Regions from separate parts of the Mus musculus genome. Here regions 1, 2 and 4 are each linked to region 3. Evidence: chromatin loops called from intact Hi-C (ENCODE). Cell type or tissue: left cerebral cortex. All regions are shown on one strand. Each heading gives the region's core, and the rest is flanking DNA. Links, peaks and the distances in the headings are about the cores only. Region 1 overlaps Csrnp3 (cysteine-serine-rich nuclear protein 3). Region 2 holds the start of Gm52514 (a long non-coding RNA gene). Region 3 has its middle 54 kb from the start of Galnt3. Region 4 holds the start of Galnt3 (polypeptide N-acetylgalactosaminyltransferase 3).

Region 1 (7,477 bases), core at 1,682-6,681, 240 kb before region 3:
AGGAGTGTGACAACATGCACACACACTCGCACAGGGGAGTGTGCACACATATGCACACATACACATGCACACACAAAATTTGTTTTTATCTTGTCCTCAGAGTACTCACTTGAACTTGAAATAAATGAGAAATTACTCCTGTTTTTATAAGAAGACTGCCATATTAGACGATTGACAATAATTTGGCAGTGCTTTATATCTAATAGGGAAATGAGAACTCTTAAGCACATTATAAAAATAGGCCCACTTTTAGTGTCATTCACTAATGATTAGAGCCACATACGCCTCTTTAGTTTTAGGAACTGTATTCTCCAAGTATGGTGGTGCGTTCACAGACGCCTTACCAATGGGACAGTGGAAGTAGCTTTGCCTCCAGGCAAGCTTAGGAATCCTCACAGGCATTGAGTTGTCCTTACACATGTTCATGGTTCACATTGTTCCCAGGCCCAGGGAGCATATGATAGCATTGCATGATCCTGTACATTTGAAAACATACTACAGGTAAAGCAGAATATGGGTTATGGTACTTAATACCACTTTTGTAAATATGTAAATACACTCTGAAGAACTGTGTAAATCTGAAGGAATGTTGATTTCCTGAGTTTAGTTTGCCAAGAAATGTTTTATGAATGAGAACAAGCCTGGTGGTGGTGGCACACACCTTTAATCCCAGCACTCAGAAGCAGAGGTGGGCAGATCTCTGAGTTCAAGGCCAGCCTGGTCTATAGAGCAAGTTCTAGGACAGCCGGGGATATACAGAAAAACCTTGTCTTGAAAGGGGCTGGGAGGACAAGGATACAGTATCTGGAAATAGTTCTGTACGTTATAGGCTTTTCTCTCTCTCTCTTTCTTACTTTATTTGGTTGGTTTTGATTTTTAAAAAGTACAGCCTAGAGTGTCCCAAACTCACTATGTAGCTCAGGCTGGCCTAGAGTCTTTGGAGGTCCTTCTGTTTCAGTCTCAGTGTCCCAAATGCTGGAATTACAGCTGTGCACCGCCACGCCCAGTTTCTAATCTGCTTTTCAACATCAACATTTGAACGGGACCAAGAAGTCCAGCTTTAAAATCTGAGTGGTTTGTTTAAAGCAAGAACAGGTAAATGCAGGAAAACCCAAAACATGTTTAGAAAATACAGTATCTAATACTGCATTCTGTGACCTTACTAGGTAAGTGTTTTTCTTATATTGTTGGTTTTATGTGATTTCAGTCCCATATCATGGGATGGGCAGAGGCTGAACAAGAATGCAGCTAAGAGTGTAGATTCAAGTGCCAACCTTGATGCCATCTCTGCAACTATTACTGACCATTTCCCAAAGCAAAAAAAAAAAAAAAAAAAAAAATGTTCTGAATCTCCACTGAAAGTCAACCTAAGTCGCACTAAGAGCTAATGCCTTGAGTTCTAAGGAGACAGTAGAGGGAGCAGCCATCATGGCTATTGGGGCTCAAATGACACGTGATTTTGTAGATACTTCAAATCTCCAAAGGTCTGCAGGTGTGCTGAAACCATGTGTAGAGCTATTTTTATAACCTTTACAGGTTTCCCCATTTTTTCCTTTGCTTTGTGTATGCAGTTAAGGTGTTACTTTCTCACCTTGGCTCCATTCAGATATGTCCACTGCATCTGAAGACTTGGAAATTCATTCATTATTTTTAGTACAGACAGAGCTTGGCACATCTTAAGTTTCACCTGATGACACAGGAGTACTAATTTGTTTGCTCAGTGAAATGACCTATATGTCACAGGCTCGTTGCGATTTTAAATGTCTCATGAATTGTAATGTTGCTTAAGCATTGCTGGAATTGATTGAATCGCAGAGGTCTTCAAATGAGATTCAGAAAATTCATCTACATTATTTTATTGTAAATAACTTTAGTAGGATGGCTAGAAGTGCCTTTTCTGATCAACTCTGTTTCTTTGGAACTGGTTTTTTGGGGGGGAGGGGCGGAGTCACAAACCTCAGTTTTCATCTTTGAAAAGATACTGATGACTGTGGTGTGACTTGTGTGTGACTTGTGGTTGTCTTCATGGACCCGTTTTAACTGGTACTGGTCAGACATTTAGTTAAATATAAAAACCCAGGTATTGAATCTTACCACATAGATTACATGTGTTAATTGCTGCCCAATGCAATGTCAGCTTCAGGTTGAATGCCAGTTGTTCTTTGTTTTAGAGGATAAATAGCCATGTCTTGCCTAGGGTGGTGATTCGTTTTAAAGAATGTGCGAAGTTATTTTTCTTACAAATCCTAAGTTTTGAAATTTCCTCTTTTCTGTGCCGCGTGGATGGGTGTGGTTGTGAAGCGTGGTCTTGTTGCTCTCTCATGCCCTTTGCAGGATGCTTTATGAGGAAAATGGTGCTGTGGATTTTACGTTCTTTTCCTTCACACTAACCTGATGGTTCCTCCAAGGAAAACATTACCAGAGCTCCTAAGTACCCTTCAGCTACACTGCTTAGTCTGTTTCATTATTCAGTCAGAAACTTTCTACAGACAGAGAAAACTTCAAGTGCTAAGTAGGAGAGACAGGGTTAGATTTTATGGCCACTGTAATAGTGATTCCTCCATGTCTGCATAGTCCTTTTATTCTTTTTAATGCGTTTAGTCTCCTCAGTGGTTCAAGACATTACGCTAAGTACTGGTTTTTAAGTCCTAATAGCAAGCATAGAAAATAACATTTCCATTGTCTTCACTTGAGACTTTTTTCTGTTAGGATGGGAAAATGAGCATGTAACAGGCTGATGAGCATTTTCAACAGGTTTAGAAGCCTCTTATTTTCTTAATTGGTTTTCTCTCCCCTCGCTAATGAGAAAAACAAACAAAACAAAACAAAACAAACAAACAAAACCCACCGAACACCCTAAAAATTGGCCTTGGAGAAAGTGTTTTGACTCTTAGACTGGCATGTAATCAATTTAACTACTTTTCCAAATAACAGACGGTCAGTTATTAAGGGCAAAGCCTTTAAAAAGCCACGGTCTGGCTTTCCTGCAGAAATGCCAACCCCAATGGCACATCAAAGCACATAGCAGCATGGGGGAGCCTCTAAGGTGTGTCCCAGGCCCAGCCAGAAAAAATTCCTTTGTTGTTCAACAAAACAAGTCGATTTAGTCATTCAGTTTGTGCATTGAGGAGGAAGAGACTGTGCAGAGGTAGGTAGCACTTCTTACTCAGAGGCCACAGTCTTTGTCACTTAGCTGCAAGCCATGGAGGAGACTACCCTAGAGTCTCTTACTAATGTTGTCATACCCCTTATTTTGATAGACGTGGAAACCACACTTGGCAAGAAGCACTTTTAAAATTATACCACTTGTTAGTATCTGACCCAGATATGATAGTATGCGTCCTGAGCAAGCACTGGAATACATATTAGTCCGTGGCAACTTGTACATTCAAATATGATCCAGCATCAGGTGAGCCCAGCAGTTGTAATAGTGTCAGACTCACTCAGGTCACACCAGTGCAGAGCAGCCATTTAAACCCAGTTTGCTACAGGTCAAGAAATATTTTTCAGAGAACAATAGGCTCTATCGTAAAATTTTGACCTAAGGGTCTATAGAGACATCTGAAAACTTGGTATCCTTTATTAAAGCTATGTGGTAGGGTTTGAGGAAAAAGGGTACAAGTCACCTATTAGCTTTGTACTGAATACTCAGTGAATTCTCATTAGAACTACTATGTTTGAAACAGGGCAATATAGCCATCTTTTAGGAAAGGCAGATGTTTGGGGAAATATACTCCAACCTAGAACATCCCTGTCACCCAGTCACAAACTTATAGGTTGATAGACTGATAGACACCAGTTTGGGTAGTTGTTTAAGAATGCTGTGGGGCAGAAGGGAGAACAATGAAATTGCAAGGGATATTCTGAGAGATACTTCGGGCTCTTTTCATGCATGCCAGAGAACATGAGGCTGTAGTGCTAGGGGGTAGCCCAGTGTACAGCACTTGCTTCGCACACTGAAGCACTACATTTGATCCCTAGCTCCTCCTCCAAAACAAGGCAGCTCAGAGCTTGTGTTTTAACTTGGGTAACCCACTCATCTGGGAAAGCAAATGGGGCCAATGGATCCTCAAAGTTCTTTTGACTCTGCGAACGAATGTGCTCAAATGAGCCATCCCTCCAGGTTCTTTATTCACCAAAGTGGAGGGGAAGATAGCTAATAACCAGAGAAGAGCTTCCTAAACTCAGATCCCATAAACAGATGCCATATATGTTTGTGCTTTTGTACACTTTTCCTCTGGGGGGAGAGGGAAGGGTCGATTGCTTCTGTCTCCTTAAACTTCAAATTATCAGATGGCAAAAAATGTTGATATTCACTGCATAAGAATGAAGATAAAAATCTTTAACTCAAAGTCACAGACGTCTCCAACTCGGGGGATTCATACATCACTGGGGAAATCCCACAGTCATTTCTTCCAACAAAAATATTTATTAGGCAGGATTGCTGCCAGGGTTCTTGGCTTCCACAGACACCTGGACAAGAGAGGCGTTGGCTGACTTCTGTTTCTCCCACTGGCAACCCACCAGCAGCATTTTTCACATTGGTAGTGCCCCACAGAAACACCTACAGGGCTTCACCTTGCGAAATCTGTGCCAAATCCTGCTCCTCTTGGCAGCAAAGGAGCTGCTTTCTTGCCAAATGGGCTTAGGCAGAACTGGCCCTAGTATTGGGGACGAAGATACTTTCACTTTCTTAGGGAAAAATATACATCTTCTCACTACGTATAGACTGATACATCTCCAAGATGTCCTCATGCTTTCATAGTGTTCACTGATTCATGGCCTGGAATGGCAGCATATCTACTGGTAAAACCGATATGTTGTTCTTGAAGAAGCATTCCGCATGCGCATATGTGTGCTTTCTCACTTTCAATAAAGCCTCATGTGCTGTCGTCACCTCACTGAAGTTTATTGGAAAAGTAGAAAAGGGCATGATGCAGACATACTCTGAGTTCTAAACCCAGATTACTAAAAATCCTTAACTAAGTAGCTAATTGTGTGTCTCATAGCACACAGCACAAGAAATTCGAATATCCTTCATCTTTCCCTAATCCTTTATGCAACTGTGTTGCCTTACATTTTCCTAGTTTACAGATGTTGTACTTTTAAAAGGAACAGCAACAACAACAAAACCTTGAAGAAGATGGGAAGAAATATTGTTAAGCAGTAGGCACAAAACATAAATAAAACAAACACAGATACACAGAGCTTCTCCACTGTGTTCACAACATAGAAGCATCCATAGAGGATGTATTAAAACCAAAATGTATTGAAGAAGTGGTTTTACCTTGTAGGGATCTCAGATCTGCACACCACTTATGCAAGAGTATGAGAGTCTGGTAAATAGGGAAAAGCAAGAAATGAAGGAAAAAAATTGTTAAGATGCAAACAAAGAAAATCTCCGAATGAAAGGCTTTGAAAAGAAGCACAAAGAACTTTGCAGTAATTTCATTTTAGAAGGACAACTGATTAAATAATGATGGTTTTATTTAACAGAAACTGAGGACTTTTGTCATTGTTTTTATTAATATGATCCTGTCAGGGTAGAACATCAGAAATTAAACATAGCTTAAAAAATTAAGCATGGAAAGGATTTCATACAAACTAGCATTTAAAAAATTATCCATATATTTAGGAACATTTGATTAAGAATTGATTGCCCCAAAGAATAAAGGTAATGTATAATATGAAATTTCTGAGTCCTCTTTTCTTTAATGTTACATCAAACCTTCCCACTGTCAACTGGATGACCAAGAACTGGGGTCCAGTGGGCAGCTTGGCTGCTGATGTGTCCTTGTGCCTCATGAGACTCCTTCCAGAGCTTGGCCCACCTTCTCTCAAAAAGGAGCCTCTCTCCAGTGTGTACACTGTGTCTGCGGTGGCTCTCAACTCACTCTTTGAACTTGGTGAGGCAACCAGAAGAAACCGTAAACATCACCTCCCATCCTGGGTCAAGTTAAAGGACAGAAATCTTGTGTATAAGACTTCATCCAGACCCTGGTATTTTCTGTACCAATGAAGTAAATCAAGCAAGCATTCTCATATGATCAAGTTCATTGAAAAAGAACTTGGTTGTAGTGTCTAAGCATTTTGAATTTGTTAAAGAATTTGTTAAAAGAATGAAAAAAAATCCAATCATGATTGTTTTATTCTTTGACAAGTCCTGACACACCACACACACACACACTTACACACACACACACACACACACACACACACACACACACCTTGCAATGCCCTCATTTACACACTGTAAAGCAGATATTATAACTGGCTTTCTCAATACTGCTGCATAAAAAAGAAAGAGGATTTCTTTTACTAATCTTACGTTACTTTCCCTTTTAAATTGTTTACAGAATTATTAGTACAGAGATTAACCCTTCCCCAGGCAAACATGAACAAGGAGTTTCTAGATGGCTTCTATTGTTTCTGGGGAAATGTTCTCTAAATATTAACCATGTGCCTATCACTTTCATGCAGTAAGGACTGACTAGGTGACATGAACCTATTGTTCCTGGTACACTGCCTCTCTGTCTATGAGAAAGAGCTCGCACCATAAAGCAACGTTTCTCAATATGTGGGTCTCGCCTGCTTTGAGGTCAAACAACCCTTTCACAGGGTTGGCATATCAGATATCCTACATATCAGGTATTTACACTATGAATTAGAGCAATGGCAAATTTACAGTAATGAAGTAACAACAAAATAAATTTATGGTTGGAGGTCACCACACATGAGGAACAGTATTGCAACGTCCTGGTATTAGAGAGGTTGAGAACCAATGCTATAAAGAAACAGTTGCAAGGCCAGTGTTACTTGAAAGGTTTCCTCCTTCCGTGGCCATCGGGCTTGACTGCCCTTGACTGACCAGTCCCACTCAACATCTTCATTTTCCCCATTGTTCAGTGAATTTGTGATTCAGCCTAGTGAGCTGGCTTTCTTTCTTTCTTTTTTTTTTTTTCCCGATGGATTTTCATCTGGTATAGCTCCTGTTTCCTGTTTCAATATTTTTTTTTTGATTACACATTAAGCTTACTTCCTTATCAGGAGCAATTAGGATTGTCAGATTAAAATGTAGACTGTTCAGTTAAGTTGAATTTCATATAAGCAAAAAAATAATAATTTAGCCATAAATATGCTTGAAATGTCATCCATTTCTTTTTTTTCTTTCTGAAATTCAAATAGAACTGGATGAAGTACATTTTTATTTACTCAATCTAGCAATTTAAAATTTTAAAGTGACACATTTGCAGATCGCATAACCTGATCTTCATTTGAATGGGGACTATTTATTTATCGTTAAGATATATTCTGTTCCTTTCCTCTGGTCTTCCCATTCTCTTACGAAAGTAAATCAGAAATATATTAAAGGAAATAACACTTTTTCATCATCATTATTGCAGAGTGTTTTTTTCATCAATGTGTTCAGAGATGTCCAAGCAATGCTTATATCTAATACAATATGAAATAAATACTT
Region 2 (7,477 bases), core at 1,502-6,501, 250 kb before region 3:
TCACGGGTTGCTACATTTAACATCTGCTGCCTTCATTGCCTAATGTCCAAGTAAAATGAAAAGCTACAAGAATAAAATTCCACGTTCCTTTGCCGAGTTCTGTACATTATGTTAAGCCTTACCCTTCATAATCGAAATTACATTTTTCTTTTTTGTCCAACCGGAACATATTCTTCTCCCCTCCATCAGCCCCTCCCACAATGCCAAAATCAGAAATAGGAAAATAATGTCAATACTTTCCTGTGTGCCCCGTAGTCAAAGTAAGTTGTTTTACAGCTGTGTTCAGCCTTCCAAACATGTTAATATTATTTGACATTAAGTATTTTCACCCTATTTCAAAGTTGAAACTCTGAGGGCAGCACAAATCAAAATACATGCAAAATTACTGAGCATGATAAAGCTATCTTAATTAACGTTCCCTGGTCTGGATGGGACCGGTAGCTGAGCCATTGGACGATTAGCTTTCTAAGACATAAACAAGATTAAAGGCCAGTTTATCGCACCAGGCTTTAAGTATTCCATCTTTTTGTCCACTAGATTCTTTTCTGCCCAGTCACCACTTTCAGGTCAAGCTCGCTGTTGCTACCCATGTTTTCCAATACTTTGTGGGTGGGCAGTACTTCATCGAACTAGTCAACGGCTAAACTGTCTCCTTTACCTATGACGTTGACCCTACCTCTCATTCTTTGCGGACCTCACAGCCTCACAGATACACCAGCAATAGTAGCTAGCCGGGCGTTGGTGGTGCACGCCTTTAATCCCAGCACTTGGGAGGCAGAGGCAGGTGGATTTCTGAGTTCAAGGCCAGCCTGGTCTACAGAGTGAGTTCCAGGACAGCCAGAACTACACAGAGGAAACCCTGTCTCGAAACAAAACAAAACAAGAAAACAAACAAAATAGTCTCATGCTGCTCAATTATATTACATCATTTTTTTAGCAGACAATTTCAGCATAAAGACATTATACTGATTTTACGTGAAGTATAGATTTGGGATGATAAGATTTTAAAATTAAAGCAATTCTCCTGTGTCACCCCCACTCAATCACGTTCTCAGGCAGCAGTTTTCTTATTTTCTTATTTTTTTATTTACTTGTTTGTTTGTTTTTTTTAAGGTAAAGAGATTCCAATCTTCAAGCAAGTAGTTAATATTTCACTTTTATATCCCTAGCAACTGTCTCAGAGCTTGAGGCATGGGAGCTTCCCAATAAATGTTTGTTGAATTGGACTGCCTTGCTCCAGGATTTTTAAGCTGACATGGCAAAGTTACTCACTTCCCTAATAGAGTGGAAGGAAATGATGGGCAGCCTTATCAAGGGCGACCTCACCAGGAGGTGCTGGGGTAAAGGGCAGATAGACAGACAGCCTTGAAACATAGGCGCTCAGGACAGTGCGTCTTCCTGTTCAGTAGATCATCCTTCTAGCAATAGTCTATGTCTGTGTTACTAACAGCAAACATCTTAGATTCCTTTTAATAATCCTTGCCTATTTTGAAGGAAAAAGGATGAAGCCAAGTGATTCTATGATGTCAATTTGCCTTCAGAGGAAAGCTAAGGTAGTCAGAATCAATAGTAAGAGATGAACTATCTTTGTTTACAACTTTCAATATCATAAAACTACAGCACCCTTTAATCTTGGACACAGTTCACTGTTTTAAGCTGTGATCTCGTCTTCCTCTGTCAGTTACAAATCTGAGGCACTCTTGGCTGATGAAAGTGTTGCAGAAGCAGAAACACCGTTGTTTATTGTGTAATGTGAGACTCGCTGCTGTAGCGTCTCTTGCCATGTTGCAGACACAGAATTCCAGAATGTTGGTCGTGGTGAAGTGTCTATTTTCTCATTTGTTTTAATCACAAGGCAAGTTCCTGAGATTTTGAATTATTTCTTAAATGTCTTCCATTTTTAAAAATGTGTTATATAAAGACAATCGTTTTCTCCCAAAGCCCTACTTGCTTTTGTTATAAAATAATTTATTAAAATGATTGTAAGTAGTTATTATGATTTTATAACCTATGGCTCTTTATTATTAATATCAATGGCTAATGCTTGGTTAAATCTAATTTGTGGAGTTGAAATGTAGAAGAATTTCTATGTATTCCATGACTTGCTAACTAGAAGGTATTTGTTCCCCATTACAGAATTGGAAATTAGGGTATCACTTTTAACAATAACTTACCATGGTCATTTAAGGAAGAAGTAAGAGGACTATTACTACTTCGTGATCCAGTCTTCCTGTTTCAAGATCTCTCTGCCTCTGGCATCTACCTTTAGTTTTCTCTTCTCCACATAAATGAAAATTTCAGGTTGTTTACATTTAATAGATTGTGTGAAAAGTCTTCCTATCAGATATTCCTCATTTTCCTAGACACTTGTTTTAGCTATTTTTATATTGTTTTCATGTATCTTCAGGTCTTATATCAAATTATTTCTTATATCCTTATATTCATAACTAGACAGAAAATCACACATATATGGATTTTTTTTTCCTCCTCTCTCCCATGATCTGACCCACAGAAGCACCCAAAGAACTCTGAAATAACAATTAAAAAAAAAAAAAAAAACCAGGGTCTTTTCCTCTACTTGGCAGCCATTTTATCTCCCTCTTTTGAAGTGATATAATACAAGAAAAAAATGGCTGCCCTTTGTTTACTTCCTTGTGCATTAGCATGCTGACGTCATCAAAGGTAGTCACCAAAACACAGGCACCTTTAGGAAGCCAGAGGATGATGATTCCACAGGAACTTTTTCTTTGCATTTTCACTTATGGCCCAAGGTTCTGCGTCTCTATATTGTAGAACAGAAGATGAACATGGGTGTTCTGGAGCAAACACTTGAAAATGGTGGCACTGGAAGTATATCCCAGTATCCCTTTCATGCTAAGAAAAACTTACTACACAAGACATGAAATGTTCCAGATCAATACTAACCCTGCAAATAATATGAAAAACCGTGAAAAATCATTTCACTTCAGAACTTATTTTTTTTTTTTAGTCACACCGAGTTACTCTGCATTTTTAAAGTTCAGCTGAGAAAAATGTTTACGTTGTATCGTTTTCCTTTTAGAAAATAAGAGTTTATTGATTGTAGGTTGACATGTGTGCACATCAATAGGCACATGAGTGTATGTACCTTCATTCTTTCTAAGTACTGACATGTTTACAAGGGCCATTAGAATACACTGTATATCAATCTAATGGTGTAGGAAATACATTTTTCTCATCATTTTATGATGCTTTTGGTTTTTCCTTCCATGATCTTAGTGGAATTTTCATGTATTTGCCACCGGATAATTATTGATGTTTTTGAGTCAAAAGCTTTCAAATACCAATTCAAGTCAGGCAGCCTATCAACCAAATAGTCCATAAAATATATGGAATTTTAAATCAAATTCCATCAGCCATGTAGGTTTTGTATGTCTGTCTGTCTGTCTGTTTGTTTGTCTGAAGATCTGTAATTGATTTTCAAGTTTTGAGACTTTAGTTATGGAAAGCTGGTGTGGATGTACTCAGACATACATAGTATATGTGTATTGAAACAGTATCAAAGCTGCCAAAGGTTCCCATAAATGTCGAGAAATCATCTCTGGAAGGACTTGTTAGCATTAAAATCAGATGAGGTAAACCATATGCCCCACTGAGGTAAGCTGTCTAAAATAAGTTACTGCGGTTTTAAGAATTAGTAAGAGCCATCTGTTCTTTAACTTGGGATCTTTGTTGTTCATTGTAGTCAGCTGTTCTAGGAATGTGTTGCCTTTTGAGGAGATAAATTAATCACCTACCTCATTTATGTACTTCAGTAAAGAGAGTCTAAGCCTCTCATCCTCCGAATCAAAAACAATTGGTCTCTATTTGTATTCACATGTTGTATCTTTTAGTGATGGGAATTTTACTGGAAGAAATTTTGAGGGAATCAGCCTCTGGCCTTTTAGTGGGGGTTGGGGGAACCAAGAAAAGAAATAGTTGCAATTGAAAGGTTAAAAATGTGTGGTCAATTGGTTCATTAGATTGGATGGTATTTATAAATAGTACTTTCAGAAACACAAGGTAGGAAATGGCTTGAGCAAGTTTTTTGTTGTTGGTGGTAGTGGTTTTTTATATATATATATATAAACTCTTATTTAAAATAAAATCTAGTTCTCCCCTTTTAAATGGCTGTCGAATCATTTTCAATAATAAAATCTAGTATGGGGATTTCCCTAATCGCGCTTCATTAATGTCTTAGGGCAAGTCCCTTATCTGCTGTTTTCTTCCTTCTCGTAGAGTCAGCTGATAAAAATATCCATAGACACAGTGAAGTCAGAAGCAAGGCTGGCTTGCTCAGACAGAGCTCCATGTGATCACATATAGGCAGCCTGGCTGAGGCTGATGCCGTGCAGCAAGCAGTAGGTAATGAGTCTTTGTGCGAGGGAAGCTCTTGTCTCGGAACAATAAAGCATATGGTACCAGCAATAAAACACGGGGCCGGGAAATGTAAGAAGATTCCACTGAACCAGGAAGAACGATGCCTTCCGTGATGCTGACACATACTGTAAAATGATAATCAATTTATTTTGGATTCTAATGAATAAAGACTGCCAGGACTCGACTACAGCTGTTTGAACAGGTCGGTGATTTTTTTATAAATCCCCCCCAACACTTCCTGGTATTTGATTGCATTTAAATTAGGTTGGGCTGATGGGTGTTTTTGCCTTAAACAAAAACTTTGAAAGGTATTTCAAATGGAAATAGGAAAGGTGCACTTGAAGTGACCCAGCAAGATTCAATTTTTGATGGAGTCAAATAAACAGAAATGCTGATATTATTATTTTAAACTGAAAAGTTGTTTATCTATTTAAAAATGTATAGGTCGGAAAATTTTAATTTAGTAATAGCTAATATTTGGTGTATGCGGAAATACATAAAGCCAAGTGACTAATAAATTGCAGGTATAAAAAAAGCTTCACTTTTTTGTATGAAAAAATTCTATATTACCTTAGTTTGTATTTCTTATAGAAGATACTTGATTCAGACTTTACCGATATTTTTCACTATCCTGTAAGGGTATTTAGGTAAAATGTCTAATATTTTTCAATAAAAAAATTTAAATGAAAAATGTCAATAATGTTACTTAAAGGTATTTTGTACTTTATTAAGATGCTAGTAATTATTTGCCTTCTATTTTCCATATTATGATTCTTCCCAGAAATGGAAAACATTTATAAAACCTTTTATATTATAGATGTTAGTTATTAACATATGAAGAAAAAGAAATTAGCTTAATTTTAAGAAAATGACTGGGTCAACCCTATGATGATCAGAATTCCTACTGGTTCAATATTTCAGAAAAGGAAAATATGTCTTTGTGGATATTTATAAAATATATACATACGTAATATTTACCTGCAAATAAGTAGCTCTTGAGTTTATGAGTAATACAGAAGTTTGTATTGCAAATAGATTGCTGAGATAGGAAATCAAAGCCAAGATAACAAATAATAAATAGCTCACCGCTCAAATTCATTGGGAAAGAAAGACAGGCATTTCTATGAGGTGACTCTTCGAATTTAAATACGCAGTCTAACTTTGCTCTACGTTTTCACTGCTCTACCCTTTAAAGGCATCCTGGGACGTAAAATCTTTACAATTAATTTTTGGGTACCATTTTAGATGATGATCTCTAAGGCACTTGGGCACATTTAACATTTTTCAAGACTACTGAAATGACTGCATCTAATGTGTAGAGTGCCTAATGTAAATGGATGTCTGTAAGTTGTTGTTTAAACCACCACAACAAAAACATCCCATATGTCTGATTACGCATACGATACATATTCCACTTTAAAAAAAAAAAAAGAGCTATGTCTCCAAAACAAGAGAAGTTAATGACAATTTTAAATTGGCCTTCCTCACGTATTTAAATGAAGTATTTGACTATTTGGGTTTCCTTGGTTACCAGAGTCGCTGCAGACAGCTTCTTATGGTGGGGGAGGCCGTAAACAAGTAACGCAAGGCTGAAACAACCGCTAAAATCTTTTATCCGTTAATGGACATAGCGGGTGCGATGTTGACAGCCTGGTGAAGCATGCCCACTCCCCACTGCGGGTCCGGGTGCTCCAGGATGCAGGTACCCTGGGCGAACTGCAGCTCCACAATTCCTTACCCAGCATTCCGCTTTGGCTGCTGGAGCACTGCCTGAACCTTATGCAAATGAGAGCAGCACAGGCTTTGACTGCAGAAGAGGAGGGGGCAGAAGGGAGTTCAGAGGTCACGGGGCTGGCTGAAAGCTGGATCAGTTGCCTGAAAAAAAAAAATGTATCCTGGGCTTCTGCAGCCGTGTTTTGCAGCAGTTAAAGGAAGTGTGCTTTATTTCTGAAGATTTTACAGCGTGTGCCGTGTGCCGTAGTCATTTAAAGTGCATGCAGGTACGATGACATTTCCTGATGCGCCTGATTTTATTTCTGTTAAAGACACTGATGGTGATTGGTTATTTAAATTCACTGTGGCAATTGGCAGGCTGTTGCTGGTTTTCAAGCTGTCCTTTGCTAGTTTCCTCTTCTTCTTCTGATTATTATTCATTTTTCCCTCCTGCTTCACTATTTTTGGGGTTTTTTTTGTTCTGACTGAGTATTTCATGAGAGAAACAGTTGGGTCTAGGTTCCTAAATAATTTCCCCTTTTGGGTATGTGTTGATTTTGAAAATCTACCTGGTTGAAATATCTAGATAAATATTAAAACAAATCTTTAAGTAAATTATGATTTTTTTTTACATTTTTAAAGATATATATTTTAAAGATGTACTGAGTTCCAGCCAAAGATTTTTGTGAGGTATGTGGGATTAAATAATGGAATTCTTTTGTTTGTAGCTGAAAAGCACTATAAGGATAATTTTAAGAAGTTACGTTTTTATATTAGGCTGGGGTTTGGTTTGGAGAATTTTTGTTCTCGGTTGCATTGTTGAAAATATTACTAGAGAAGCGATTATTTATTTTTTGCTTTAAACTCCTTCAATACCTTTGGTTTTTTTAAATTGTTATTAAATGTCTTTGAATTTTTTCAGACAGTGTAAAATTTTACATCTCCAACTTCCTATGACTTTTTCTTTCAGTTAAATCAGGATTCTAAAGAGATCCTTGTAAATCTCATAGCAGGATGAAGACTCCCTCCCTCAACTAATATCACACTTCTGTAGAATGTGTGATTACATCATAGTAAATCCATCCTACAGTAAAAAAGTGTGTACTCACACTCATTGTTCACACGGCTTTTTTTAATTTTCACATCAAGTAAACTGAGACAGCACAATTCAACTGTTTACCCACATCACTAAAGAAATATAAATGCAACAATTCAGTAGCTTCAATGTTAATGAGAAAAGTATGTTATTTTCATTGGCATTGACTGTGCATCTGCCTGCATTACAGATTGTGTGTGTGTGTGTGTGTGTGTGTGTGTGTGTGTGTGTGTTTTAGAGAGGATGAAGGTACAAAATAGGCATTTAGTC
Region 3 (7,477 bases), core at 875-5,874:
AATGTACTTTTAAAAATTATAAAAAAAACAGTTTACCATATTTCAAATTGCTATTTCAATGAAAGTTGAATATTTTCTCTATTTCTAATTAATATATGGTTTTAAAATATAGATGATCAGCTATGCCTGGTATAGCTATCGGACTTAGTCCTATAGAGACAGGTTCTAACGAAGCAAGCAGAAATGATTGTAGTGCACACCTTGAGACCTAGCAACTTTCTTTCTTTTCTTTTCTTTTCTTTTCTTTTCTTTTCTTTTCTTTTCTTTTCTTTTCTTTTCTTTTCTTTTCTTTTCTCTCTCTCTCCCTCCCTCCCTCTTTCTCTTTCTTCCTTCCTTCCTTCCTTCCTTCCTTCCTTCCTTCCTTCCTTCCTTTCTTTCTTTCTTTCTTTCTTTCTTTCTTTCTTTCTCTTTCTTCCTTTCTTTCTTTCTTCCTTTCTTCCTTTCTTCCTTTCTTTCTTTTTTTCTTTCTTTCTTCCTTAGTTTTTTTGAGACAGGGTTTTTCTGTATAGCCCTGGCTATCCTGGTACTCACTCTGTAGACCAGGATGGCCTTGAACTTAGAAATCTGCCTACCTCTGCCTCCCAAGTGCTGGGATTAAAGGCGTGCGCCACCACTGCCCCACACCTAGCAACTTTCTTATCTATTATTGTAGACCTATGTATATTGTTCCCCTTGCTCCTGTGTATACTGTTAGGGACTGGGGAACTACATATGGTGCAGTCTTAGCTTTGCACCAAGGAAGCAATGCCATCACTGTGAGCCCTGGAGAAGGTGGTTCTGTCATGTGAGAGGGCCCTCTGCTTGGCACAGTGCTTAGCATGGAAGAGTTCTTCACTGGAATTAATAAGTGGTTAGATAGGTGAATGAATACAAACATTCAGGAACAGGAGACAAGCTCAGCCCTGTCCACAGCTAGATTGGGGGGAGCTTTGAGTCTACTTTGAGATAACAGTGAAACACTTTATGCCTCTGTGAACCTGAAACAAATAAACAAACTTCATGGCTAATGTGTGTGCCTATGCATACTTATGTATGCCTTAGCCTACTTTCTGTTGCTATAATGAAATACCTGAGGGTGGATAAGTTATGAGAAAGCAAGGCTTATTCAGCGTACAAGGTTGGAAGTTGGTGGCCAGTTATGGGCCACCCCATTGATCTGGCTTCCAGTGATGGTATGTATCATGGTTTCATAACATAATATAGTGAATTAGAGATCACAGAGTAAAACAGGAAGCCAAAAGCAGAGATGGACACTTTTTAATAATAATCTAGTTTGGGGGGGCACTAACAGGAGTCTTGGGAGAAACACCCTTCAGAAGCGAGTACTGAGGTGACTCAATCACTGTTCATTAGGTCTCACGTCTGCAAATTTCTAATACTTTTTAGTGCCAGCACACTAGGAATCTTGCCTTGAGCTCATGAGCCCTTGGTGTGTGTAGGGTCACACTATATAACATTGTTTATATGTATATACATATGTAAATATATTCACATTGTGAATGGATGTAGTAAATCAGTCATAATCTGAGCTCCACCCCTCATCTCTGGACCGAAAAGGATTGGGTTCAGTAGTCTGCAATGTGTAGAGGGATACACATTTCATAAGCTGTGAGAGTGACTTGCTAATTACCAGGAATCACACTGTTGTTGAAATGAGTGCCTGGCCTTTAATCCCAGCATTCGGGGAGGCAGAGGCAGACTCAGCTCTGTGAGTTCCAGGCCAGCCTGGTCTAGAAGGTGAGTTCAGGATAGCCTGGGCTACACAGAAAGACCCTGCCTCAAAAAAACAAAACAAAAAAACAAAAACAAAAACAAAAAATAAATAAAAGAAAATGAGTGCTCAGGAAAGGTATTTGAGAAATTAACACATGTTGCATTTTATATAACTGCTAGCAACCTTGACCGCTCCATTAGTGAACTGCACTTGGATGCCCTTGTCCACTCTTTTCTCTACTTCTGTAAAGGCAAGTTATTGCTAGGAACACAAGACTGAGCTGTAAAATGTGAGTAAGAAGCTTCTTGTTTGAAGTGGTCCTGGAGGTCGACCCTCAAGGGGTGCGAGTGTCAGGATACACAGACGATGACATAGCAACCAATGTGTGTGTGAAAATCTGCAGCGAGGCTCCCGTGCGGGTGTGTCCTTTTGGCTGGGATTGCATTACTACTCCCATATTAAGCACAACACAAGGCAGAGCATTTTCTACCTGCTGTGTGAGCATTTCCTGCTCATGCCAAATTCCTGACAGACAGCGGGCCAGTGTTGGATCAACTGTTTCACATCTATCTGTTTGTTTGCATGTCAACAATCTACTCTTAAGTACCATTTTAAATACCAGAAAACAGAGACTACAAAGGCCTAGAAAATCTGCCCCAAGTTGCACTGTTAAGAAGGGGCCAAGATGAAAATCTAGGTTGTTTGGTGCAAAAGCCCAAGATGCTATGTGGCCTCTCGGTACTCATCCAGGATTGGAGGCCAGTCAGACGAGTACTGAGCAGTGTGCCTCACACTGTTCTAAGTCAGAAAGACTGTCCAGTAAAACTATATTGATCTGAACCAAAATGTGCTCCCTTCTTGTGCTCTCTGCTCAGAAACTAATGATAGAGCATAGATTATAAATGATTTTAAGAGTTGGACATAAGTATTTTTACAATGTGAGTCTCCAGCTGACCCCTTTCATTTTGTACTTTTAGTGCTGTTTGAAAAGGCAGTGGATCTCGTCACGATCTCTCAGCCGTTGATGTGGGTTTTACTGGTCCGTAGCTTTCCCCGTCTTCTCCTATATGCTTCAACAGGGTGTTTCTGCCACCCACTGAAGTCCAATTCTCAGTTGTTGAGGAAATAGCAGAAGGTTTCATTATTTTATTTTATTTTATTTTATTTTATTTTATTTTATTTTATTTTATTTTTAGTTCGTGTGGATAAGAGGGAACAGAGCAGGCTCCTCCCAGATGCTGATTTCTAGTCAGCATGTTGCTTGCGTCCCCTGGTTGGACATATTTCAGCCATCCTGTGCCTACGGAGAAAAACACCTCTACTGGCTTGGGTCGCTATGGTAACCGATGCTCAGCAGGCAGTTGCTGTTTCATTTAACATTACTGGCTTTAAGAACTTGAGGGGGAAAGTGTGCTTTCATATTAAAGAAAGGGGAAGCTGAGTAGTTTAATTAATGTATCTCAATCCAATGTTAGGAAAGAGGTCACTTGTGCCGTTTGACCATGTTGCACCTAGGTCTATTTTATGTACGTATCAGATCTCAAGCATCAAAGGATGGGGTCTTTCTCTCATCATGGGTAAAGTGCACAGAGTGGGCAGGAGAAGAGAAACAGGGGTTATGCTGGACCCTTTGCAAAGGATTTTTCACTTTATAAAGCCATCTCAGCTTGAGAGTATACAGAAGAATTGCTTTCTCTTCTCTCACCCACAAAGGAGGCCTGAGAGATGGGTTGCTAGGCAACCTCACACTGAAGTCTGGGGCACTTTGAAATTAACATAGCTGACCTCCCCATCATCTCTGCTGCTATGCTATTCAAAACCATTTTTATGAGTCTGCAGGACTCAAGAAAGCAGATATAAAATGTAAATACAAAATAAAGAATAGGGGAAATAAATCCTTTGCAAGGAAAGACCAAGATTCACTCAATGAGTTAGGCAGCAGTCTGAAAGGATCGGTGGAAGGGAAAGTAGTGTTGGCTGCTATGAGTCAGAAATTCATAGTTTTAATAATATAGGAAGAAAACATTTCCCTCCGAGTTCTTTTGTAGATATTTATAGCTGCCATGTAGAGCATCACAGCAGAATCTGAAAATACTTAGGGTCCATGGGAAGATAAATCAGTTTCTAATAACGCCGTTTCTCTACGCAATTTTTAACAAAAGTGCTCAACTCTCATTCTTCACCCCATGGTGCTTTGCTTAAAGCTGCAGAGTCTCCTGTTCAACTTTCTGTCACTACATCGTTAGTATGACAGTGCTGGCATGGGAAAAGATGGAATTCATTTTGCAAGGAGAGAAACACAAGGAGGCGGCAAAGCTGCTCTATGGAGCACAGCATATACTCTTACCAGCAAGAAATTTCTTCAGTGTGACTTTTTAAATGCTTTGTGCTACTAGGATATGGTTATGGGGGCATTTTAAAGTAGATTTGCATTTACCAGGACTGAAAATCAAAGTTGGTAGTGTGGTGTGTGTGTGTGTGTGTGTGTGTGTGTGTGTGTATACGTAGGCAGGGAGGACTGTAACAAATGGGATTCAGTGGGTTTGTTTGTTATGGTTATTTGGGTAAGGCAATTCTGAACTTTAGATGGATTCATGAGAAATCAATGTGTTGCGATTGGGATTTCAGTGTGAAGCCTCGTGTAAATGATTCGGGAGGAAAGAGCTCTGTGAATGAGTTGGAATTGATGTGAGTTCAGTGATTCCTAAAACATGCATGTATACATGCAAAGTACACCTGCTTGACCCATGTCTGTGTGTTCATGCATGAACACATGCTTACTAACTGCAGAAACGACACAGTACTACACTCTGGGCTCAAAAAATAGATTTTTTTTTAAATCGAAATTTCAATGATTCTTACATTTATTTGTTTTATATGTCTCTGTGTATATGAGTTTTTCTATGAGTGTGTGGAAAACAGAGGACTTGTGGGATCATCTTGTGGGGTGGGTGGGTGGGCAGGGTAATTAGATATTGAATCTCCTCATGCTGGAAAGTAAGGGAACCCCCCCGCCCCCGCAACACACACACACACACACACACACACACACACACACACACACACTCCTCTCCTCTGTAATTCTTGTATCAAAGTATCTTCTGTACTTTGTGATTTTGGTCCTGGTGGGAAGTGAACAGAAGTTTTCATTCATCAGTTACCAGTTTTCACATATTGAATCAGTTGATTTCGACGTCTGGCTTTGACACTCCTGCAGTTCGGTATTTTGGCTCGTCAGTTTTCTTGAAAGCAGATAAGCCGAGTGAGCCTTTCAGTGTTCGCGATGAATCTGAGTGTGATGCTGCCTGTTACGCCATAGCACCGGGTCTTGAGGCAAAGTGTTCTCCCAGGCTCTTACATCACTTCCCACATTAAAAATACAACTAGGCTGCCTTGGGCAGAAACGGAAGTAGTAATTACTTTCTCAAAATATCCCTGCTTTCTTAAAAACAGTTTAAGATTGCCAAAATTTCTTTTCTTTCTTTCTTTCTTTCTTTCTTTCTTTCTTTCTTTCTTTCTTTCTTTCTTTCTTTCTTTTTTTTTTTTTTTTTTGCTTTTAAGACGATAAAAATAACACTATGTGAAAATTGATTGACTTAAAGACTGCCTTCCCTCCTGAGGCCGTCCCCTCGGAAGGAGGCTCTCAGCAATCCTCTGGTTACTCAGCTTTTCTCATTTATGGGCTCAGATTACATTCACAGGCACTGTGCCAGATGCGCTGATGCGCGAGCACGGGAAGGCAGATCGTAGCTTGAAGCATTTCTCTAAAAGAACATCTGGTTCTGAATAAAAGCATTAGGAGGTAGGTAGCACATTTTTGCTCCTAAGATTTATGTGTGATTTATTACGTCACAGTGCCACACCCTGCCACTCCCCAGCTCAAGTCAGGAGGGCCCGACTTCCAGCAACCACAACCAGGAACAAAGAAATACATGAAGAATTCCTCAAGTCTGAGCCAAGACGCCATGTTTCTGTAGGATAAGACGCCATGTTTCTGTAGGATAAGACGCCATGTTTCTGTAGGATAAGACGCCATGTTTCTGTAGGATAAGGGGCTGCCCTTGGTCAAAGATTATTTCATACAGCGGAAGCCCATTAACGCGAGGGTTCCTCCAGCCACCTTTGTATGTGCCGGCCAGCACCTTCTGAAGTTCTGTGTCCCCCCCCCCCCCCCCCCGTTTCCTTTACAGGAACTGTACACTCACCCCTCACTCATTCTTCTAAAGTTCCAGGGCCCTGGTTTTCCTCCTTATATTTCCCCATCTGTTATTTCCTGTGCCTTCATTTTTTTCTGACTTTCCCCCATTAACATTTCAATATATAAAATACATCTATCTTAAAAAGTAATCAGGCAAATAAAAACTTCTACCCTGTCTTTCCTCTGTCCTCACATCTAAATATATTCCTATTATGCCTCCTCACCTTCCATTCTTTAGGGTGTCACTAATCTTCAAGGAAGGTTTATCCAAACCTGAAAGGGGGAGGGGGCCCCCCTCCTCCTCCAAGGAGCCGGTGACATGTAAGACTGTTTATACCCAGTGTTGTGACCTTGAATGCCATTAGTGATTTCCACCATTCCAATCCATTTAATGTGGGAAGATCGTCATTAAAACCCCATTACTACTCAAAAGCCCAACATGCAGGCAAGTGGCCAGCTCACAGGTCTGTCTGTCCTCCTAAAGCTGTGTTCTGGGCCCCTTAGGGTGATGTGTTCGTTGTGTTCCCTTATTCAGTTGTTTTTACACTCATACTCATTTTCTGGAAGTCTCTTTTCTCTCTTCCAATTCTGGATCTCTGGCAATCACAGGGGATTAGAATATATTTTCTAGGAACAATTAGAAAAGTTTAAGAATTGAGGGTCAGCTTTTTGCCCCCTGACTCATCTTCACCAAGAAAAGATCTTTAAACAGTGAAAAGGAAGTTTGCAAAGGTTTCCCTCTAAATTTTAATTAACTTTTAAATTTAATTTTAAATGCCCTATTCTTAGTATAAAATGTTTATTATAGTTGTTAACTTTCATCATGGCAAAGAAAAAAATTATAATTCAGGTAACAATTGGGTAATATACATTCAGTTTTGTGTGTACGTGGTGACTGTTATATATGGGTCTATATTTTTTGGCAAATATACAACCTTAATAATTATATTTTTCCAGCTTTAAAAATTTTGACAATTAAGTATCTTTGGAAAACATTTACTGAGTTTGACAATAGTTAACTGCATAGCAATCCATCATCAGGTAGATGTGACGATAGCTGGCCATTTTATTGTTTTCATGCGGACAGTTCAGCTCAGTAACACCAGAAGCAGGCAGGAAGGAGCAGTACTACCCCTCACTTCGATCCCAGAGGATTCACAGTGGTGCTTCTTGAAACAGGACAGCTGATCGGGGACAGACTCTCATTTGTCCTGCATGGTCTCAACCAGAAGTGCATGAGTGCAGCAGTTTCCTTCCCATGCAATTTTATAAAGAGTTCTGATAAGTTATTCTCTGCTGGTGAAATGAGTCAATTCAAGCCAGATTAGATTATATAAAGTTGGATTCATTGGGAGGCTGCTGTCCAGTCAGTTCATTGGACCCAAGGAAGCCAGAGAAGTCTCTATGGGGAGGGAGACAGAGGGTAGAAAGAATGTGCACATGCACATGCAGGGAGGGAGAACATGCAGAGACAGAGAGAAGGGAGGAGGACTATAACGTCTGGACCATACAGGGAGGAGCTTCTAGGGGGAGGGAAAGCCCACCCACTGGGCTAGAAAATTCGT
Region 4 (7,477 bases), core at 1,400-6,399, 54 kb before region 3:
AGAGAGTGCTGAAGGAAGGCTCTGTCTAGTTGTCAGTAGTCACTAGTGACCCAGAATTCTACATCTTACTTGCCGCTGCTTTACCATAAATTGATGCATTTTGGTCTCCTGCCACTCCTGGAACTGATTTAACCTCAACGTTGTCACTGACACTACATTCTGTTTAAATGACTCCGATTATATCATACTGACAATCCTGTATTAACCAGGTGCACAGCTGGCTAGGTACCACAAACTCCTCCTTTCTTCTTGATCAGGTTTTAGACGAACAAATGATCTGTTTATTCCAAATGTGCTACAACAACTTGTAAACTGAGAACTAGATGATTTCTGTATTATCCATTTTCGAATTATAAAATACAGTAATATTTTCTGAAGGAGGAAAGGTTCAAGTTAAAAATGTCTTTGAAAATGTTAATTATCCCCAATCAGATTTTCCAAGACTATATCCCTACAAATCACACAAGGATCTAATTTGGGGGGGGGGGGGCATTAAATGTGATATCTCAGCTATGTAGCTTCAGTCAGCCTGGAACTCACTATGTAGACCAGTATCTGCCTCTGCCTCACACCTGCTTGGGTTAAAGGTATATACCAATACTCTCGGCCTTGATCTAATTTACTGATTTATTTCAATATATTTGTATATATTTATAATGTACAGATGTCTTGTCTGCATGTATGTGTGCACCACATGTGTGCAGGCCCAGAGAGGCCAGAAGAGAATGTCAGATCTCCTGTAACTGGATTAAGTCTGTTGTGAGCAGCCATGTGGGTGCTAGGAACTGAAGGTTTTTCTGGAAGAGCAGCCTGTGATCTTCTCTGTCAAGTCATAAATCAGCACTTTAATCTAAATTCTAAATCTAGTATTTTATGGAAATGATTCCTGTAATTTATCTCTTCTACCTGTTTCATAATAAGTCAAAATATTAACAGAATATATATATATATATATTTATAAAATATATTTATATAAGTATACATAAACACACACACACATATATATATACATACACACACACACATATATACATATATACATACATACACACAAATACACATGCATACATACATACATATGAAATTGGGCTATGCATTCCCTACAAATTTTTTTTTCATAATTTCCAACAGAACTAGAACTCAGCCATAAATTTTGAACAAAATTAGCACTGAGGTGTATGTGTGTGTGTGTGACAATTATTTTTCTGTCTCAAACTTTGACTTGATAATTGTTACCATCAATATGCCCTCACAAAAGCATTTCTAGTTTTTTCCCTGTCCATAAATATACTACAGCATAAGAACCCATTTAAAGTACAATAATACAGAATGAGATTTTGTGTAGCCCTGATGTATTAATCTGGTGTCGATATCCTAGAGCCTCCACCAAATGCTTAAGTAGGAGTGCAATATGATTTTATAAAATTTTTATTTGTGTGTGTGACAGTAAGCTTTTAGAACAATGAGCCTTAAAACCATGTGTATTCACAAGAGAGTACCATTTTAGCATTACAGGTACCAGCCATTAGCGGACATGAAATCAATTTGTATAGGAAGGCAAATTAAAAAAAAAAAAAGAGCATCCATATTCTAAGGTTAGATAGATATTGCTTCTGAAAATCACACACACACACAGTCACTAACAATATTGTTTTGTGAAACTCATTTCATTTATACACATACATACTCACCAGCATGTATTGGGTTGAAACAGAATATTTCAAATTAGAGGATTGTGGGTTTAAAAAAATGTTTTTACAGCACTGGTCTTAAGGAAGTGTACTTGAAACCAAATGTCTAGATTATTTCAAGTGGATAGGAGACATTGGGTCTATGCCTTATAAAATATGGTTGAAGCCAATATAATAAAAGATCAGAACTGACTAATGTCATCCAAACTGGCTCGAAAAAAAAACAACTGTGTCTCAGAAATACCAAAAAGGGATTAAAAATCTCAGTCCATATGGCACCGCCAATATACACGTGAAACCTCAGCCAGGGGAAAGCAAGTCTGCCCGAGTCTACTCAGAGCAAGGTGGAAATGGGAGGAGAGGAGAGCTGGCCCCAGAACAATGGACTCTCCTATAATTACAAAGCCCTTACAAACTCCGTGAAAGAAGAAGATAGGCATCTTATGATAAGTGGGCAGGAGAGTGGTGAGATAGTACGATCTGGGAGCCCGCAGTCAAGCCACCAGAATAATGCTATCTCTAGCACCTGCAGGGTGCACTACAGTTAGAACACCCTTCTGGGCTTCAGCTATTCAATCAGGATGGACTGACTGGATGGCCAAGGCAGGAAGGGGAGTCCAAGAATGTTAGCACTCGAAGATACTCTACGGTTCTTAAGTCTTCATGATGGTGCTATAGAAAAACACTCCCCACCCACCCCCAATCCCATCCTTTACAGATAGAAACCAATGTCCCTTTGTTATTACAACTAACAGGAACATATTACTTTTGCCCCCTTCATGGTCTGATAATGCTTGCCCAGTAGTTAGAGAGTCAAAATTTAGGGGGTACTATCTGCTCAATGTTCAAATAGCACTTAGCACGTCAGTTTCTCAGGATGGAGACATGACTAAGAAGGTGGGTGAGGCTCTTGAAAACCCTTGGTTGAATTAACAATTATGTGTTGTTATAGTGTGTGGGGGGGTGGGGGTGGGGTTCTTTCTTCTTTTTAAAAAATTTTAATTACACCTCATTAAGAAACATGTAATGGCTAAGTATTTTACAATCTAAATATATATTTAGAAATATTTTTTTAAAAAATATATAGAAAGAAAGCATGTACAACCTAAATATATGTTTTTAAAACTTGGTAAAGGCAGAACTAAACACACCTAGAGAGTGGAACTTATTAATAAAATTTTCTATGAAAAAAAAATGTTGGTTAAAACAGTGTATAAGAAATGCTTGGTATGAATACACTGCCCAGAATGTTTCAACTAACATGCATGTTAGGTTTCAGTTGATGTTAAAGGTTAAAAAGAAATAATTATAGGGTGTGGTTTTGAACTCATATGTCTAAGTAACAAACTCAAAGTTAGATGATAAAAGTGGAATTTCTCACAACCAGAAACTCTCAAATTCAAATGTAACTTTCTGAATTTTTACAAAAGTATTTGAGTTCAGATGTACCTTAGGTAGTGTAACTTCAATATCAAGCCATAACTTAGAAACATTTTCTTAAAAAGAAAAAAAAATCAGAAAGGGGAGGAAGGTAACTTGATGGAGTTCCCAAAACAGAAGGAAGGAATTAAGTATTAAGTCTATGCTAAGAGTAGTTTCAACCTTAATTCATAGGCTTTCGAAAATCCTAATTAGGTAGACAGGAATTTGGGCTTGGCACTTCCAGGTTCAGACGTGGCAGGATGCTGAAACAAAGTTGGTTTTTTTTTTTTTTTTTTTTTTTTTGAACCTTTGAGTCATATGCCACAGGCACACCAGATCCGAGATACATTGGTCCTTAAGTCAACAGGTCCTCTAAGAGGAGGCAGCTGGTGAACCACAGTTCCATTTCCTCCTGCCACAAAGACCTGGACTCTGCCACCTTCAACCGGAAAGTGGGCGCAGCTCTGGCTCGGGGAGGGCACCCGGAAAAGTGCAGTGCGCGGGATGCCCAGGTCCCGACCACCGAGCGCCTTCCAAACCAGTCGGCAAGCTTCGTGATGGCTCTGGCTGCCGCCGTTTTCCAATCTAGGACTGTCTGGGCTTAGCGGGGAAAGTTGCCCGGCACAACCACAGCCCTCCCCGTAGCGGGTTTGGCCCACTCGGTACCCGGGAGTGGGCAGGCAACCTGCTAGCCCAAGTTGGCAAGCCTTGAGCAGCGCCTCCGCCAGAGACCCGCCCTCCCGAGGACTATCAGGGGGCCCAGGGGTACCAGGGGGACTTTCTGCCCCGGTGAGGCTCTGGGGCTGCCGAGGGGACCCGGCGACAGGAGTGATCGGTATCCCCGCCGGCCTCTCCCGAGGGGGAGCAACTGAAACCCGCTCTCGAGACCGCGTCCAACCGGCCGCGGGCAGCTCCGGGGCCGTCCCGCACGCTGTCCCCTTGCTGGGACTGCGGGAGCCCGGTCGGCTGGACGCCGGCTTACCTGGCAGGTGGGCAGGGCAGGCGGCGGGAAGCGGCGGCCGGCCGGGGCTCTGTCCGCGGGGGTCCAGAGCCAAGTGCAGGTGGCGACGCCGGCGACTCGGGTGGCCGTGGCTCTCGTGGCCGCTCGGCTCAACTCCTCCTCCGCCGCCGCTTCCTGCCTTCCCGCCGGGCCTCCCGCGTTGCCAAGCGAGGCCACGCCGAGGCTCCTCTTCCTCTGCGAGTCTCCCAGGTGAGCTCCCGCCGGCGACGTCGGCAGGGGCGAGGCCGGATCCCGCGCCTGCGCGCCAGCCCCGCGCCCCGCCCCGGTCCTACCTGAGCGCTCCAGGTGAGCCGCGGGCCGGCCGGGCGCGCGCCAAGCAAACTCCTCCGCCGCCCGCGCGCTGCCCGCCCGCCAGCCCTCCGCAGTGCCGAGCCTGCGCTGCCCCGCGCCGCGGCCACCTGGTACCCAGAGCCCACTGGCAGGGACGCTGAGAAATCTGAGCCGCACTTCCCCCTACCCCTAACCCCACGCGGTTCCTCTTCCTCTCCGGGTGGTCCAAACCCAGGGGTGCGGCGTTCCCCGGGACCCCTGGGAGACCGTGCTGCTTTCCTCCCGAGGCTCAGCAGCTTTGTCACCAGTTAGGTTGGTGAGCTTCCTTCCCCTGTAGCCTTGATTTCATCACTCCTCTCACTTGAGCGCAGCGAGTGGTTTCCGTTTCTGGCCGCCGGCGCTAGGGTAGGGAAGCCTCAGGTCCCAAGGAGGCGACTCCCTTTTTCAAAGTAGAGCTTCTGGTATTTTGGTCAAGTTTCAGTTGATTTGGGGTCCACCGTCACCCCTTCCTGGGTTGCTATCTATTGCAAGACCAACCAATCAATATCCACAGGAGAGGGATAGCAGCGCCCTCGGGGAGAACCCCTCTGCCAGGGTTTGGGCAGAGTTTGTGGTTTCCTGGAAAGGAATTGTTTTCACTGAAGAGTAGATTAAAAGCCAACATCTGTTCTGCAAGGTGAGAACCTACACTCTTAAACATGTTAGGCTTTGCCAGTGTGTTTGAGACACTTACACCGTGCCCCCCCACCCCTTCCACTATGCCTTCTGTTCTGGAGACGTTGACACTCAAAACCAGGACTTCAAATTGCTTTTACACATTTCTATGAACTTTTTATTTGACTATTCTCAAAAGTATTCAGGGAAGTGGAAAAACAGCTAAAGACTCTGGGCGACCTGTTTGATTCCGCAGTGATGAGTTTTCCTATAAAGAATGATGGAAGCCTTCCTCCCACATTTTGACACTCACGGTGTTTATTTCCTAACTTATGAGTTTTATATGTGAACTGGAACTAAGTTTTAAAATCTTAGTACATTATCAACAGGTGTTAGTTTTACTTGGCTTATGTGCAACATTTGTTGTAGTATAGTTTCACTTCATATAGCTTCATATAGTTCGGCAACTTAGGTAACTTTTTTTTTTCTTTTGCTTATTTCCAATTGTTTTGTAGGCATCCAGGAACTTTTGTATGACATTTTAGCATTATCATTTAAAAGTTCCTTCTTCCTCTTTCCCCTGAAAATAAAGATTTAAGAGGCACGTGTATATTGTGTATATTACCATAATAACTATCTACTGTGTATCTGTGGGCCGAAAACTAAAAACATTAATTTCCAAAACTCATTTTAATTTTTTGGTTCTGCAACGTCTTTTTGCTGCTTGTGTTTAAATGGAGAGAGATTAGTGCTCATCTTTGGGGGGATTTGGAGGAAATGTTAAGTGTATAAACCACAACATCCCTCTTCCCTTCCTGTGCACTGCCCACCCTAAAGGATGCGTGGAGCCGAAGATGGTCAGTTCTTACTCCTCACCGGGAGGCTAACAGTGACGGTTTCCACTGACAGGAGCAGGGTCAGAACAGGACGGCAGTATAGGATCGCAGGTGGAGGTGCACTGATGACTAGTCATAGCAGAAAACAACTGGGAAGGGCAGCTAGGGAAGGCTTACCAAAAGAGAATGAGAGAAAATAGGCCCCAAGTTGCAAGATGAGTGGCCAGAAAAGATAAGAAAGGTGTTTCGAGGTTATAGAAAAAATTCACTGCTCGGCTTATGATGACAGAGATGGCAGCCAAGCCCTCAGTGTTTCTGAATTAGCATATTTGTTCCACTTCATACGGTATCTGAACTGTTATTTCACATCATTCTGAAAGCAAGGTCTTAAAAATTAATTAAAAGTGTTTCTGCTTCATATTAAATTTAAAATGCTACAGGCCAAGAGAAACTATTATTGTACTGAAATGTTTAATATCCTAAGTCTAGTCAGATATAAGAATCTTGGAAGTACCATTCTACTCAAATTACGAAATGAATCATTTATTTCACAGGAGTGAAATTAACATCTCCTCACAAAGTGGAAATTCAGGAGGCTTGGTGCATGCATGTGTCTCTGAGACAAGCCTGTTTAATAGTACATATTTGGAAAAGTTAGGCAACAGGGCAGACTTCACACAGGAAAGAACTGCCACAAACACCTCTTCTCTCCCCAACACATACATGTATGTTCGAACACTAGTTTGTGACTAGTTAGAAGCTGCTAAGTTATGTAGACTTTAGATCCTCACTGGTTAATCATTTCGGTTAATGTCTAAACAAGCACCAAGATCATCCCCTGATATGTGGTAGCTTCTCGGGAAATATGTGCGAACTGAATAAGTCTGTCAAGTGCCATGAGATGGAACAAAACAAGCCATCAATAACACCCCAGTGTGTAAGGAAGGCATCCTGACCACAACATAGATGCTAAGAGTGACTGGCTTCAGATCATATAGAGAAATAATCTAAGGAAGAAAAAAATAGTGGGTTGGTAATCTAAAGGATATGGTTTGAAAAGCAACCAACTCTCAGAGGCCTTTCTTTTATCAGACACGATGTAAAGCGCCTTCCCTCCCAAGGGACACATCCCTTTCTTAAGAGTATCATGTGAGTCCATACAAAATTCTTTTACAGTCAAATTCATTTAAGTGGCATACGGTGGAGAATCATCATGGAAAAAATATATAATGAACAGGAAGAAATAATTGAAACAACTTACATAAAATTAAATTAGTAAAAAATGAATTCTAAAAGTATTATATAGTTTAATAAGTAAAATTGGGAACTTATGGCCAATATTCTGTATTTTTGTTCAGCTCATGAATTGTTTAATTGCTGATGCATCAGGCCTCATTCACGGCAGTGTGAAACATGTGCCTTGGCTTAGACTTTAGATCAGTTTTCCCTCATGGAATCCTCCTTCTGAGCTCAAAGTCTAACTGGGAGTTTTGGCTCAAAGGCCAAACAGACTGAAATAATGTCTACTAAAAGGAATAAAAGATTGGAAATGCTATTGGTGCAAAGAGGAGGAAGTGGTGTTA

The links. Peaks named below come from ENCODE experiments on the same cell type or tissue, not always from the same donor. Only the 100,000 strongest peaks of a DNase experiment are listed, where the experiment ranks them.
Region 1: it touches region 3 in a loop (2.4-fold over the local background); 3 of 42 quality-filtered maps call a loop at or near these places.
Region 2: it touches region 3 in a loop (2.3-fold over the local background); 3 of 42 quality-filtered maps call a loop at or near these places.
Region 4: a loop joins it to region 3, with 2.1 times the contacts of the local background. A loop is called at or near these places in 2 of 42 quality-filtered maps.

The regions. Positions count from the first base shown.
Region 1 is chr2:65,936,041-65,943,517 of GRCm38, forward strand. All of the region lies in intron 3 of Csrnp3 (cysteine-serine-rich nuclear protein 3), which reads left to right. Among named protein-coding and RNA genes, the nearest start is that of Gm52514, 11 kb to the left of the region's middle. In left cerebral cortex, for the core only: no CTCF peak of the experiment used is centred there; a DNase peak (open chromatin) is centred at 4,562; H3K27ac peaks cover 221 bases.
Region 2 is chr2:65,925,791-65,933,267 of GRCm38, forward strand. The region is part of intron 3 of Csrnp3 (cysteine-serine-rich nuclear protein 3); the gene reads left to right. It overlaps Gm52514 (a long non-coding RNA gene), which reads right to left and starts at 2,763. Exons shown (of 3, transcript XR_003953842.1): 1 at 1-2,763. In left cerebral cortex, for the core only: no CTCF peak of the experiment used is centred there; DNase peaks (open chromatin) are centred at 1,730, 3,674, 4,369, 5,616 and 1 more place; H3K4me3 peaks cover 2,378 bases; H3K27ac peaks cover 3,665 bases.
Region 3 is chr2:66,175,015-66,182,491 of GRCm38, forward strand. No RefSeq gene overlaps it. Among named protein-coding and RNA genes, the nearest start is that of Galnt3, 54 kb to the left of the region's middle. In left cerebral cortex, for the core only: a CTCF peak has its summit at 3,980; DNase peaks (open chromatin) are centred at 2,230, 3,034, 3,476, 3,647 and 3 more places; H3K4me3 peaks cover 1,474 bases; H3K27ac peaks cover 1,749 bases.
Region 4 is chr2:66,120,429-66,127,905 of GRCm38, forward strand. Galnt3 (polypeptide N-acetylgalactosaminyltransferase 3) reads right to left here and starts at 4,365. Exons shown (of 11, transcript NM_015736.2): 1 at 4,096-4,365. In left cerebral cortex, for the core only: no CTCF peak of the experiment used is centred there; DNase peaks (open chromatin) are centred at 3,831, 4,332 and 4,660; H3K4me3 peaks cover 1,650 bases.